Regions from separate parts of the Homo sapiens genome. Here region 2 is linked to region 1. A link is a contact called in ENCODE Hi-C or POLR2A ChIA-PET data. All regions are on one chromosome and are shown on one strand. The core of a region is the stretch at or near the end of the contact, and the rest is flanking DNA. Distances in the headings are between cores, read along the strand shown.

Region 1 (6,740 bases), core at 1,453-3,952:
AAAAAAAAAGAAAATAGTGATTCCATTAGATGATACAGAAGCCATATTAGAATAGATTAAGGAAAGAATGGGAGATTAGGAAGATAAGACAATGGCAACATGCAAAAACTTCTGTTTGGCTATGGTCTTTCTGTACTGATATAGAAAGATTTCCAAGATACATTGTCTAGTGAAAGGTAGAGAATAGTGTGTACACTATACATCTCTTGCGGTATGGATTGATATGTGTATCTCTCAAAGTCCACAGAAGATGCCTCCAGCGAGGGAAATTGGCCTTTGGAATTTTTGAAGCATGCAAATGTATTACCTATTCAAAACATAATTTTTAGCCAGGCATAGTGGCTTGTAACTGCCCAATGGGTTCACCTTGCCTGCTGCCTAGACAGCCAATTTACCAGGGGAAGTGCGATAAAGAATGAGTAATTGATACAGAGCCGGCTGTGCGGGAGACCAGAGTTTCATTATTATTCAAATCAGTCTCCCCCAGCATTGGGGATCCGAGTTTTTAAGTACAACTTGGTGAGCTGGGGGAAGCCAGTGAGCCGGGACTGCTGATTGGTTGGGTCAGAGATGAAGTCATAGGGAGTGGAAGCTGTCTTCTTGCGCTGAGTCAGTTCCTGGTGCGGGGGTGACAAGATCAGATGAGCCAGTTTATCAATATGGGTGGTACCAGCTGATCCATCAAGTGCAGGGTCTGCAAAATATCTCAAGCACTGATTTTAGGCTTTACAATAGTGATGTTATCCCCCGGAGCAATTTGGGAGGGTCAGAATCTTGTAGCCTCCAGCTGCTTGACTGCTAAACCATAATTTTTAATCTTTTGGCTAATTTGTTAGTCCTCCAAAGGCCGTCTAGTTCCCAGGCAAGAAAAGGGTTTGCTTTGGGAAAGGGCCTTTGTTTTAAACTATAAACCATTGGCCAAGCGTGGTGGCTCACACCTGTAATTCCAGCACTTTGGGAGGCCAAGGCAGGTGGATCACCTGAGGTCGGGATTTCGAGACCAGCCTGGCCAGCATGGTGAAACCCCTATCTCTACTAAAAATACAAAATTGCCAGGTATGGTGGTGCATGCCTGTAATCCCAGTTACGTGGGAGGCTGAGGCAGGAGAATCCCTTGAACCTGCGAGGCGGAGGTTGCAGTGAGCTGAGATCGCGCCATTGCATTTCAGCCTGGGCAACAAGAGCGAAACTCCATCTCAAAAAGTAATAATAATAATAAACTATAAACTAAGTTCCTCCCAAAGTTAGTTCACCCTACACCCAGGAATGAACAAAGACAGCTTGGAAGTTAGAAGCAAGATGGAGCTGGGGGCTGGGCGAGGTGGCTCATCCCTGTAATCCTAGAACTTTGGGAGGACGAGGTGGGAGGATCACTTGAGGTCTGGAGTTCAAGACCAGCCTGGCCAATATGGTGAAACCCCATCTCTACTAAAAATATAACAATTAGCCAGGTGTGGTGTCGGGCCCCTATAATTCCAGCTACTCTGGAAGTGAAGGCAGGAGAATCGTTTAAACCCAGGAGGTGGAGGTTGCAATGAGCTGAGATCGCACCACTGCACCCCAGCCTGGGCAACACAGTGAGATCAAGCTGCAACTACATTTACTGGGTGGGAGAGGGAGCTGGTGACAGGAAAAAGCAATCAGAAACAGGAGAAAGACCTCATCCCTACAAAAAACTTAAAAACCAGCTGGGCGTGGTGGTCATGCCACTGCACTACAGCCTGGGCAACAGAGTGAGACCCTGTCTCAAAAACAAAAAAAGTGATCTCACACTTACTGTTTTTTTTGTTTTTCGAGACAGAGTTTCACTCTTGTTGCCCAGGCTGGAGTACAATGGCACGATCTCAGCTCACTGCAACCTCCAGCTCCCTGGTTCAAGCGATTCTTCTGCCTCGGGCTCCAGAGTAGCTGGGATTACAGGCACCCAGCACCACAGCTGGATAATTTTTGTATTTCTAGTAGAGACGGGGTTTCACCATGTTGGCCAGGCCTGTCTTGAACTCCTGATCTCAGCGATCCACCCATCTCAGCCTCCCAAAGTGCTGGGATTAGGATTACAGGCGTGAGCCACCGAGCCTGGCTACACTTACTGTTGATATGTACTGAGAACTATGGTAGGACATTCACATGTGCTACTTCACTAATTTATTTATTATTCAAAAATATTAATTGAGTGCCTGTAATGTATGTGGCATAAGAAATACATTTGGTCTTTGTCTCAGGTTCCTATGACAGAGTTCCTAAAACCCTTGGAATTTCCTGAGTAATAGTGAAACTGCCTTTGCAAAACTATGACTGAGACAGTGAAAGAGATCTAATGTAATCGACTCAAACTTGCTTCTACCCCCCAAGCTGTCCTTGTTCATTCCTGGGCATAGGCTGAACTAACTTTGGGAGAAACTCAGTTTATTGTTTGTAGTTTAAAACAAAGACAATAACAGCACTTTCCCAAAGCAGACCTCCTTCTTGCCTGGGGACTAGATGGCCTTTGCAGGACTAATATTAGCCACAAGATTAGGAATTATGGTTCAGGAGTCATGCAGCTGAAGGCTACAAGACTCTGACGCTCCCTAAACTGCTCCTAAGATCAGTGCTTGAGATATTTCGCAGACCCCGCACTTGATGGATCAGCTGGCACCACCCAGATGGACAAACTGGCTCATCTGATCTTGTGGCCCCCACCCAGGAACTGACTCAGTGCAAGAAGACAGCTTCCACTCCCTATGATTTCATCCCTGACCAATCAGCACTCCTGGCTCACTGGCTTCCCCGCACCCACCAACTTGTCCTTAAAAACTCTGATCCCTGAATGCTCAGAGAGACTGCTTTGAGTAACAATAAAACTCTGGTCTTCCGCACAGCCAGCTCTGCGTGAATTACTCTTTGTCTATTGCAATTCCCGTCTTGATGAATCGGCTCTGTTTAGGCAGCTGGCAAGGTGAACAACCCCTTGCGTGGTTACACTAGGAGGGTGTCTCTGCATCCCTCCCCGTATCATACCCTATGCATCTTTTCATCTTGCTGTTCATCTGTATCCTTTATCTATTTTTTCTTTTTTTTTTTGAGACAGAGTCTCACGCTGTTGCCCAGGCTGGAGTGCAGTGGTGTTATCTTGGCTCATTGCAACCTCTGCCTCCAGGGTTCTAGTGATTCTCCTGCCTCAGACTCCTGAGTAGCTGGGATTACAGGTGTGTGCCATCACCCCCAGCTAATTTTTGTATTTTTAGTAGAGACGGGGTTTTACCATGTTGGCTGGGCTGATCTCAAACTCCTGGCCTCAAGAGATCCGCCTGCCTCGACCTCCCAAAGTCTGGGATTACAAGCATGAGCCACTGCACCCAGACCTATATCCTTTATAATATAGACCATTAAACCAAATCCTGGGGAAGGAGGGTTGTGGGAATTCAATTTGTAATCAGTCAGCAAGAAACACAGATCAAAACCTGGGACTTGGGACTGGAGCCTGAAGCAGGGCAGCCTTTTGGGACTGAACCCTTAACCTGTGGGATCTGACCCAATCTCCAGGTAGGCAGCGTCAGAATGGAATTGAATTATAGGACACCCAGTTGGCATCTGCTGGAGAATTGCTTGGTGTGTGGTGAAAAACCCACACATCTCTTCACAGAAGTGTTTTGTGTTGGGTGTGAGTAGAGAGAAAAACAGTTTGTTTTTTTCTTTACAATGTGCTGGCTACTACGCAGGTGCTGGGTTATGGTGGTGAAGAAGCTAGACAAATTCCTGCTCTTGGACAGCTTCCAGTCTAAAAGGAGGACATAAAGGACAAAACAGATAACTACAATATCATGTGGTAAAGGTTCTAAGGCACACTATGGAAGACAGAGGAAAGATTATGTATTACGGGCTGGGCTCAGTGGCTCACACCTGTAATCCCAGCACACCGGAAGGCTGAGGCAGGCCTTAGGTCAGAAGTTTGAGACCAGTTTGGCCAACATGGCGAAACCCCATCTCTACTAAAAATACAAAAATTAGCTGGGCATGGTGGCGCTCACCTGTAATCCCAGCTACTCAGGAGGCTGATGCAGGAGAATCGCTTGAAACCGGGAGGCGGAGTTTGCAGTGAGCCGAGATCACACCACTACACTCCAGCCTGGGTGATGAGAGCGAAACTCTGCCTCAAAAGATTGTGTGTTAGTGTGCAAAGGCAACCATAACAAAATAACACAGACTGGGTGGCTTAAGGCACAAAGTTTTATTTTCTCACAGTTCTAAAGGCTGAAAGTTGGAGACCAGGTGCTGGCAAGCCTGGTTTCTCCTGAGGTCTTTCTTTTTGCCTTGCAGACAGCTGCTTTCTTGCTGTCTCCTCACATGGCCTTCTCTGTGAAACCACCTTTGCAAAATTATGACAGTAAGAGAAATCTGACAACATTGACTCCATCTTGCTTCTGACCTCCAAGCCATACTTGGTCATTCCTGGGCACAGGCCAAGCTCTCTTTGGGAGCATTTTAGTTTAACTTTGAAGCAAGGATGACAGTAGTCCCTAAAATTAATCCAATCCCTGTTCAGGGGCTGAAACTGCCTTTGTAAGACTAACGAAAGGCCACAAGATTAGGATCAAAGGAATGACGTGAATTTTGCTAAAATGTAGGCGTAGTTCCTATAATCCCTTACTGCTCAGGGGTACCACCATGTGGTACAAGGTCACAAGACTTATGACTTCCCTAATTGCTCCTATAGATAACATCACTATTGTAGAACCTAAGATTGGTTTTCTTTTTTTTTTTTACTTTTATTTTTTTTGAGACTGAGTCTTGCTCTGTTGCCCAGGCTGGAGTGCAGTGGTGCAATCTCAGCTCACTGCAAGCTCTGCCTCCTGGGTTCACACCATTCTCCTGCCTCAGCCTCCCGAGTAGCTCAGACTACAGGCACCTGCCACAGTGCCCGGCTAATTTTTTGTATTTTTAGTAGAGACAGGGTTTCACCGTGTTAGCCAGGATGGTCTCGATATCCTGACCTTGTGATCCACCCGCCTCAGCCTCCCAAAGTGCTGGGATTACAGGCGTGAGCCACCGCACTCAGCCTATAGAACCTAAGATTGGTTTTCTGAGATGTTTTCCAGACTGACCCCACCTGGTCATGACTGATGACTCAACTGGTCCTGTGGCCCCACTGACAGACTCAGCATATAAAGACCATTTTCCACACCCTGTGATTTCATCCCTCACCAATCAGCAGCACCCTTTCCCTATGTCCCCCTACCCCCCACCAAATTGTCCATCAAAATCCTAACCTCTGAGCCTTTGGGGAGACTAATTTGAGTAATACTGTTATGTCCTGCGTGGCCAGCCTCATGTTGATTAAACTCTTTCTCTACTGCAATAGCATGTTCTCAGTGAAGTAGTTTTGTCTTTGCTATGGGCAAGAACTCACAGGGCAATTACATCTGTGCAGACATACCCCTGGTGTCTCTGACTCTTTTTGTTGTTGTTGTTGTTGTTGAGACAGGGTCTTACTCTGTCTCCCAAGCTGGAGTACAGTGGTGTGATCTCACACCACTCTACAACCTCTGCCTCCCGGGTTCAAGCAATTCTCCTACCTCAGCCTCCTGAGTAGCTAGGATTACAAGCACCCGCCACCGCATCTGGCTAATTTTTGTATTTTTAGTAGAGACGGGGTTTCACCATGTTGGTCAGGCTGGTCTTGAACTCCTGACCTCAGGTGATCCACTGAAGAGGGAGTGCTGGGATTACAGGATTGAGCCACCTTGTCTAGTCTCTCTACCTCTTCTTACAATTATACCACTTCTATCAGATTAGGGCCCACCCTGACGACCTTACTTAAACTTAATTATCTCCTTAAAAGCCCTGTCTCCAAATATAATCATATTAGTTGTTAAGACTTCAACCTATGAATTTTGGGAGAACATAATTCAATCCATTAACAGGTTAGGTTTCCAGAAAGAAATCTCACCCAAGGTAAGGCTTGAGTTTGCATGTAATTAGCCAGGTAGAGAGTGGGGAATGGTGGGTGTGGTGGCTCATGCCTGTAATCCCAGCACTTTGGGAGGCTGAGATGAGAGGATTGCTTGAGACCAGGAGTTCAAGACCAGCCTGGTCAACATAGTGAGACCCCCATTTCTAAATACAAATTAAAATTAAGGAACCAGGCGCAGTGGCTCACGCTTGTAATCCCAGCACTTTAGGAGGCTGAGGAGGGCAGATCACGAGGTCAGGAGTTTGAGACCAGCCTGGCCAACACAGTGAAACCCCATCTCCACTAAAAATACAAAAATTAGCTGGGCGTGGTGGTGGGTGCTTATAATCCCAGCTACTCAGGAAGCTGAGGCAGGAGAATCGCTTGAACCCGGGAGGTGGAGGTTGCAGTGAGCTGGGATCGCGCCACTGCACTCCAGCCTGGGTGACAGAGCTAGGCTTCATTTCCAAAAAAAAAAAATTAAAATTAAAATTAAAAAAGAGTGGAGAAAAGGTGCTTACTTCAGCAGCATATATACTAAAAATTGGAATGATACAGAGCAAATTAGCATGGCCCCTGTGCAAGGATGACATGCAAATTTGTGAAGCAATTAAATTTAAAGATAAAAACAAAGAGTGGAGAAAAGAGTGCTTCAGACTGCAGGTAAACGCTGGTCAAAGGCCAGAGAACAAGAAAGTATGGTACGTCAGAAAACCAAAAGTATTTTCTTTTTTTTTTTCTGAGATAGAGTCTTGCTCTGTCACTCAGGCTGGAGTGCAATGGCACAATCTCGGCTCACTGCAACCTC
Region 2 (6,669 bases), core at 882-3,381, 48 kb after region 1:
AGTTTTAAATAACAAAACCTTCAAGATAGGGTAGGGAATATTTTCATTTTATTGCCACTGACATCCTTTTGGGGGAAGTTAAGAATTCTTTTAAAAAATCCCCAATTGTATCAGAGTTATCAGACCAGTTCTCTTTGTCATATGAAGATTATTAAAACTCTTCCTTTTACCTGTTAATTACAAAATGAAGACACATATTAACATGCCTATTTTTTCTCTTAACAGCATATCTTTCTGAAGCCATGAAGCTGACACAGTCAGAGCAGGTGAGACATATTCCCAATATTTGCGACAAGGGTTAGAAAGGTTTTCTTGTGGAGGCTTGAATTGTGTGTAAAGCAAAGCATTGTGTCCCTCTCAAAATGCTATAGTCAAAAATATATAAAATGGGCAAGGGAAGAGCACTTCACAACGGAAATTAAAACTAAATGAACTGCAGTCGATGCCCCAGACATGGAATGCAGAAACTTCTTTTTTTCTAGTGGTTACTCACAGATCTCAGATTGCCAGCCAGATGTACCTTTTAGAGAGCCCTCTTCGGACCATTCCTAATCATTAGCTCTTATTTGATCATTAGCTTACAGTCAGTAAACAGGCCTGGCCAAGAGGAAACTAGTTGGACCACCCTTTGCTTGTCAAAGATAATTTAAATCTGACCAGTCTCCCACTTGTCTTTGCTTGAATTCTTAAGCAGTTCAGGCACTTTTAAATTTGTTTCACCAATTGCTTTAAATTGTCTTCTGTGTTTGGGGAGGCCCTGCCAAGTGTTTCAAGATACATTTATTCATAAGACTGGGCATGGTGGCCCATGCCTGTAATCCCAGCACTTTGGGAGGCCAAGGCAGGGGGATCACTTGAGCCCAGGAGTTCGAGACCAGCCTTGGCAACACAGTGAGACCCCATCTCTACAAAAACTTAAAAAATTAGCTGGGCGTGGTGGCACATGCCTGTAGTTCTAGCTACTTGGGAGGTTGAGGTGAGAGGATCACTGAACACCTGAGTCCAAGGCTGCAGTGAGCTATGACTGCGCCATTGCACTTCAGCCTCAGCAACAGGGACCCTGTCTCTAAAATAAATATATATAAAATATCTTTTTAAAAACTTTTTGTTATAAAAGTATTAGTTAAAGAGATCATTTCTGTGAGGTATATCAGTGGCAGGGAAAGCCACTAGTTTCTCAAACTGAACCAAGGGAACTTTAAAGTTGTGTTCTATCCCTTTCACTGCCTTTGAAAGTATAGAATCTGCTCATGATACAGGCATGCATTGAGTTATCCAAACACGCGGTTGATAGGAAGACTTTCTTTTTAGCTGTTGGTAGAATTAATATGTCTACAGAGGAAAGATTTCTAATTTTGAGTACAAATGACATTACACATGGGGTCAGGCACATTGAGGAAAACATCCAATTTAGTGTATTGATTGGGAATAGGACTTCTGACTTTCTGAATGGTATTTTTGCAAACATAGTAAATTGTAAATTGTAAGTGTTGGGTTATTCACAAAGGATTTTGAATAGTGTATGTTGGACATTACTAAGATACTTAAAATATTCTTCCAATTTTATCTTTCCTTCTATGTAATAGGCTCATCTTTCACTGGAATTGCAAAGGGATAGCCATATGAAACAGCTCCTCCTCATCCAAGAGAGATGGAAAAGGGCCCAGCGTGAAGAAAGATTGAAAGCCCAGCAGAACACAGACAAGGATGCAGCTGCCCATCTTCAGACATCTCACAAACCCTCTGCAGAGGATGCAGAGGGCCAGAGTCCCCTTTCTCAGAAGTACAGCCCTTCCACAGAGAAATGCCTGCCTGAGATTCAGGGGATCTTTGACAGGGATCCAGACACACTACTTTATTTACTTCAGCAAAAGAGTGAGCCAGCAGAGCCATGTATTGGAAGCAAAGCCCCAAAAGATGATAAAACAATTATAGAGGAGCAGGCAACCAAAATTGCAGATTTGAAGAGGCATGTGGAATTCCTTGTGGCTGAGAATGAAAGATTAAGGAAAGAAAATAAACAACTAAAGGCTGAAAAGGCCAGACTTCTAAAAGGTCCAATAGAAAAGGAGCTGGATGTAGATGCTGATTTTGTAGAAACGTCAGAGTTATGGAGCTTGCCACCACATGCAGAAACTGCTACAGCCTCCTCAACCTGGCAGAAGTTCGCAGCAAATACTGGGAAAGCCAAGGACATTCCAATCCCCAATCTTCCTCCCTTGGATTTTCCATCTCCAGAACTTCCTCTTATGGAGCTCTCTGAGGATATTCTGAAAGGATTTATGAATAATTAAAATGGAAGGCCACAGAAAAGGGGAAAAGAGGAAATAATACAGTAATCGTTAATCCAGCAAAAAGAAATGAAAAGGGAAAACCACATAGAAGGGTAATCCCGGAAATGCTTCATCTGGTGGACTGTGGGAGCAGAGGCATTGCCAGGACTTGGGAAACAGTCACTGTGAAATGCGCTGCGTATCTCATTCACTCACTTCAGCTAATGATTCCGACTTGGCAGACGCTAAACTCATGGAGGTTCGGTTTCTCCTGATACAAACCAAATGGCTACCTGGAAGAATTTCTTTCAAGCAACAGTTATTTTTCTTATCTTCAGGGTTAAAATGTATAAAAGTTATGTGTAATTAATCTATAATGCCATAAATGATAATGCAAAACCTAAATAATATGGTGGCCGGAGGGGCTGCCTTATATTTGAAACATGCTTTCTATCATGCATTGACTGTATGCATTTTGTTAATGCACATTCTGTTTGTTTAAGGTGTGTAAGATACACACCCTTCTAGATGAAACTATATGTGCCACACTTTGCACTACTCATAATGATAACCTCAAGACTATCAGAAGAAATATTTAAATTTCCATTTTATGAAGAAAGGAACCAAATTATTATGCTTTTTAAAACAAATTACCAGTTTACATAATTAATCAGGGTGCATTTTAAGTTCTAACTTCGTTTATTGTATAATGCATCATTTGAAAATACCAAGGAGGAAATACCCTTTGTTTTTAATGATGCAAGAGTGGACGTAATGCTAGTTGGCAGTATTTTATTGTAAGAAATCAATAAAGTAATTGTGTTTTATACCTTTGTTGAACGTGGTTGATAGTTAAAAAGCAAGGCACTGAGTGGCTTCTCTGTGCGTTGTAAACTTTGAATTTGAACAGATGCGGTTAGATGATTACTTTTGTGTGTCAAGGATTTTTTTTTTCTTTCAGTGTTTTGTAGTCCATTTCCCTTACAACTAGGGTGACAGAGAGTACAGAAGTTCCTGAGGTTTAAATGTATTGTTTCCAACCTTTTTCCTGACCACCACATGGAAAATGCTCAGGGCTGCTCTAGGCTGGAGGCAGCTGTCCCTTGGGCACCTGCCACCCTGTCAGAGCATAGTGTGGGGAAGTGCTGCTTTGGATTCTCTCTACCAAGCTGGATGATGTTCCATGAGAAGGAAGGGGAAGAGGAGAATATAAGCAAAACATTTGGGTGCAAGCTACTGGGCATGTTTAAAGCTTGGATTTGCTGTGTGGAATTACAGAAGTGAGAAAAATATATTGCCTTCTCTGAGGACAATTGGGTTGAGGAAGTTGGGTTAGGCTCACAAATCCAGTGACGAAACTAGTAGAAATAGGGCCAGGCGTGGTGGCTTATACCTGTAATCCCAACACTTTGGGAGGCTGAGGTGGGAGGGTCGCTTGAGCCCAAGAGTTTGCGACCACCCTGGGCAACATAGTGAGACCCTGTCTCTACCCAGAAAAACTTTAGCTGGGTGCAGTGATGGCGCGCCTGTAGTTGTGGTTACTCCAGAGGCAGAGGTGGGAGGATGACTCGAGCCTGGGAGGTTGAGGCTGCAGTGAGCTCTCATCACACCACTGCATTCCAACCTGGACACCAGAGTGAGATTCTGTCTCAAAAAAAGCAGAAGTGACCATGGAGAAATCATATTTTTTCCTGTCTCATCTTGCTGCAGATGAAACCAAAAATAAACTAGCCTGCCAAATTGTCTTGAGTTCTATACTTTCTTAAAAGTTACATTAATTTGCTGGGCACAGTGGCTCACGCTTGTAATCCCAGCACTTTGGGAGACTGAGGCAGGCGGATCACCTGAGGTCTGAAGTTCGAGACCAGCCTGATAAATATGGCAAAACCCTGTCTCTTACTAACAATACAAAGATTAGCCGAGTGTGGTGGCATGGGCCTGTAGTCCCAGCTACTTAGGAGGCTGAGCAGGAGAATCACTTGAACCCAGGAGGCAGAGGTTGCAGTGAGCTGAGATTGTGCCACTGCACTCCAGCCTGGGCAACAGAGCTGGACTCTGTCTAAAAAAAAAATATATATATATTAATTTGTTTATCTCAGTGTTGTTGTTTTTTTTATTATTTTTTCTGTTTGGTTGACTAGAATTTCTGTTCTGCTAAATATCTCAGTGTTTTAATATCCTAGACTCGACATTTTACTTGCCTAACCTTGCTCATAAAACTTGACATTTAAAAGCTTGTGCCAAAAATAGTCATGTGTTGCTTAACAAGGATGTGTTCTGAGGAATGTGTTGTTAGGTGATTTTTTCATGTGAGCATCCTAAAGTGGACTTACACAAACCTAGAAGGCAGAGCCGACTCCACACCTAGGCTGTATAGTCTTGCTCCTGGGCTACAAACCTTTACAGCATGGGACTGTACTGGCTAGGCAGTTGTAACACAATGGCATTTGTATATCTAAATATAAAGGTATGGTCTTATAATCTGTCATGTGGCCCATCATTGGCTGAAATTTTATATGGCACATGACTCTATTAGCCTAGCCATTTCTCTCTAAAAGATGAGCTCTGTTAGAGGTACCACTGTACCTCTGCTACTTTCTGCTTCCCAAGGAGGCATTGGAGACTAGGATATTGTGATTTATAAGAAGAAATAAATATTTTGCTGTTTGTCTCTGGTTCCTGGCACAGAGCTCCCAAGTCTGTAATTTCCTGGCTGGTAGGAACTTTTGTTCTAATGTGATGACTCTCAGTGGGCCCCTGGATAGGGATTGGACACAAGAGAGACCAGCATGATTAGAAGCTTAAAACTTTCAGCCCCATGCCCCATCCTTTGGAAGGGGAGAGAGGCTGCAGATTGAGTTACAATTGATTATGCCCATATGATTAAGTCTCCATAAAAATCCCTGAACTACAGGATCCTGAGAGCGTCCGTGTTACGGAACATGTGGAGCTGGTGTGCCCTGAGAGGACACAGAAGCCCCGTGTCCCTGCCCCATGTCTGTCTCCCATCTAGCTGTTCTGATAAGTACTTTCATAATAAATGGTTAAATGTAAATAAGATGTTTCCCTAAGCCATTCTAGCAAAGGATTGAATCCAAAAGTGTGAGGCAGCAGTGGGGAGTGTTGTGGGAACCTCTGATTTGCAACTGGTTGGTCAGAATACCAGGTTGAACCGGGGATTTGTGGTTGGGTCTGAATTAAGGGTAGTCTTGTGGGACTGAGCCCATAACCTCCAGGTAGGTAGAGTCAGAGTTGAGTTAATTTTGCAAGATCACCTACCAGAGAATTGATGTGTGGGAAAAAAAAAAAAAAAGCTCACATCCGGTGCTGGAAGTGAAGTACTGAGAGTGGAGAGAAAAAAAGTGTTGCTTTTTCATTTTTTTTTTTAAGATCATTTTATTTTTTGAGATGGTCTCACTGTTGCCCAGGCTGAAGTACAGTGGATCAATCATGGTTCACTGCAGCCTTGATCCTCCCGGGCTCAAGGGATCTTCCTACCTCAGCCTCCCAAGTACCAAGGACTACAGGTGTGCCACCACACCTGATTTTTTAATTTTTTGTAGAGACGGAATTTCACTATGTTGCCCAGGCTGGTCTTGAACTCCTGGCCTGAAGTGATCCTCCTGCCTCAACCTCCAAAAGTGCTGGGATTACAGGCGTGAGCTACCACGACTGGCCTGGTTTTTCTTTATTCAGAGACCATCTGGTGAGACTTGAGTTTGTCTTTACACTCAACAGAAAAAAACTTCATGTCCATTTTTAATGATAACCCTTCATTTGTGAGCAGTTGTGGTTAGAATCTTGTTTGAAAATGACTAAGATGGATGCTTGTGTGAGGCAGCCTGCCACAGGGTGTTTATAACCTATTTGAAGAGTCAGGGTGTAAACTAATAGTAGCTATTATTTATTGATTCATTCTAGATCATAGGTTATGTGAAGATTAAAAGTGTTTAATTTTAGTATCATTATATTGTGTCATAATCCCAGTGTAGCCTAATCAAAGATCTCTGGGAGTGGATGGCGTGACTGTTTAAAAAAGTAAAGGGCATCCTCAGATTATTTGTTGTTTCCCAGGTGCAATCTTGTCCTTTTACCAGCTACTGCTAACCAACACTGCCATCTGGTGGACAGTAAGAAACTTCTGGTTCTTGTTGGGTCCATTAGCCAGGAAGGGTATTATGGTGTCCAGACTCAAGGCTAGGCCCTGCCAATGACTGACATGGAAAAATGAATCTGTTGGGGTCTTACTTGACTTCCTGTCTGGAACAGATATGGAAAACCAATTCAAAAAGAGTCTTTAAGAAGCCTGGGCCAGGTTAGTGCAGGCAGGGACTGTAGTCTTGCATACTAGTTTCCTGTCTGATAAGACCTTTCAGGTTTTGCTGCCTGGGTTTAA

Evidence for each region. Hi-C counts contacts between places; a loop is a spot of excess contacts on that map. ChIA-PET counts read pairs that join two places held with the same protein, here RNA polymerase II (POLR2A). Pooled maps may share reads with other maps.
Region 2: a map of heart left ventricle shows a loop between it and region 1 (2.2-fold over the local background). The contact joins two enhancer-like sites. A Hi-C loop is called at or near these places in 6 of 168 maps with a recorded cell type or tissue (PC-3, ascending aorta, heart left ventricle and 1 more), 1 of 37 single-sample maps with no recorded cell type and 7 of 50 pooled maps. POLR2A ChIA-PET finds 5 or more read pairs at or near these places in 7 of 52 experiments (AG04449, H1, K562 and 4 more).

The regions. Positions count from the first base shown.
Region 1 is chr10:63,103,694-63,110,433 of GRCh38, forward strand. It overlaps the pseudogene RNU6-543P. Among named protein-coding and RNA genes, the nearest start is that of NRBF2, 26 kb to the right of the region's middle. Within about 2 kb of position 2,703, at least 3 of the 41 ENCODE cell types and tissues checked have a DNase peak (open chromatin) inside an H3K27ac peak, as active enhancers do.
Region 2 is chr10:63,151,925-63,158,593 of GRCh38, forward strand. It overlaps NRBF2 (nuclear receptor binding factor 2), which reads left to right. Exons shown (of 4, transcript NM_030759.5): 3 at 226-266; 4 at 1,587-3,100. The coding sequence ends at 2,294. Among named protein-coding and RNA genes, the nearest start is that of NRBF2, 22 kb to the left of the region's middle. RefSeq lists enhancers at 6,164-6,213, 6,294-6,343. Within about 2 kb of position 2,132, at least 3 of the 41 ENCODE cell types and tissues checked have a DNase peak (open chromatin) inside an H3K27ac peak, as active enhancers do.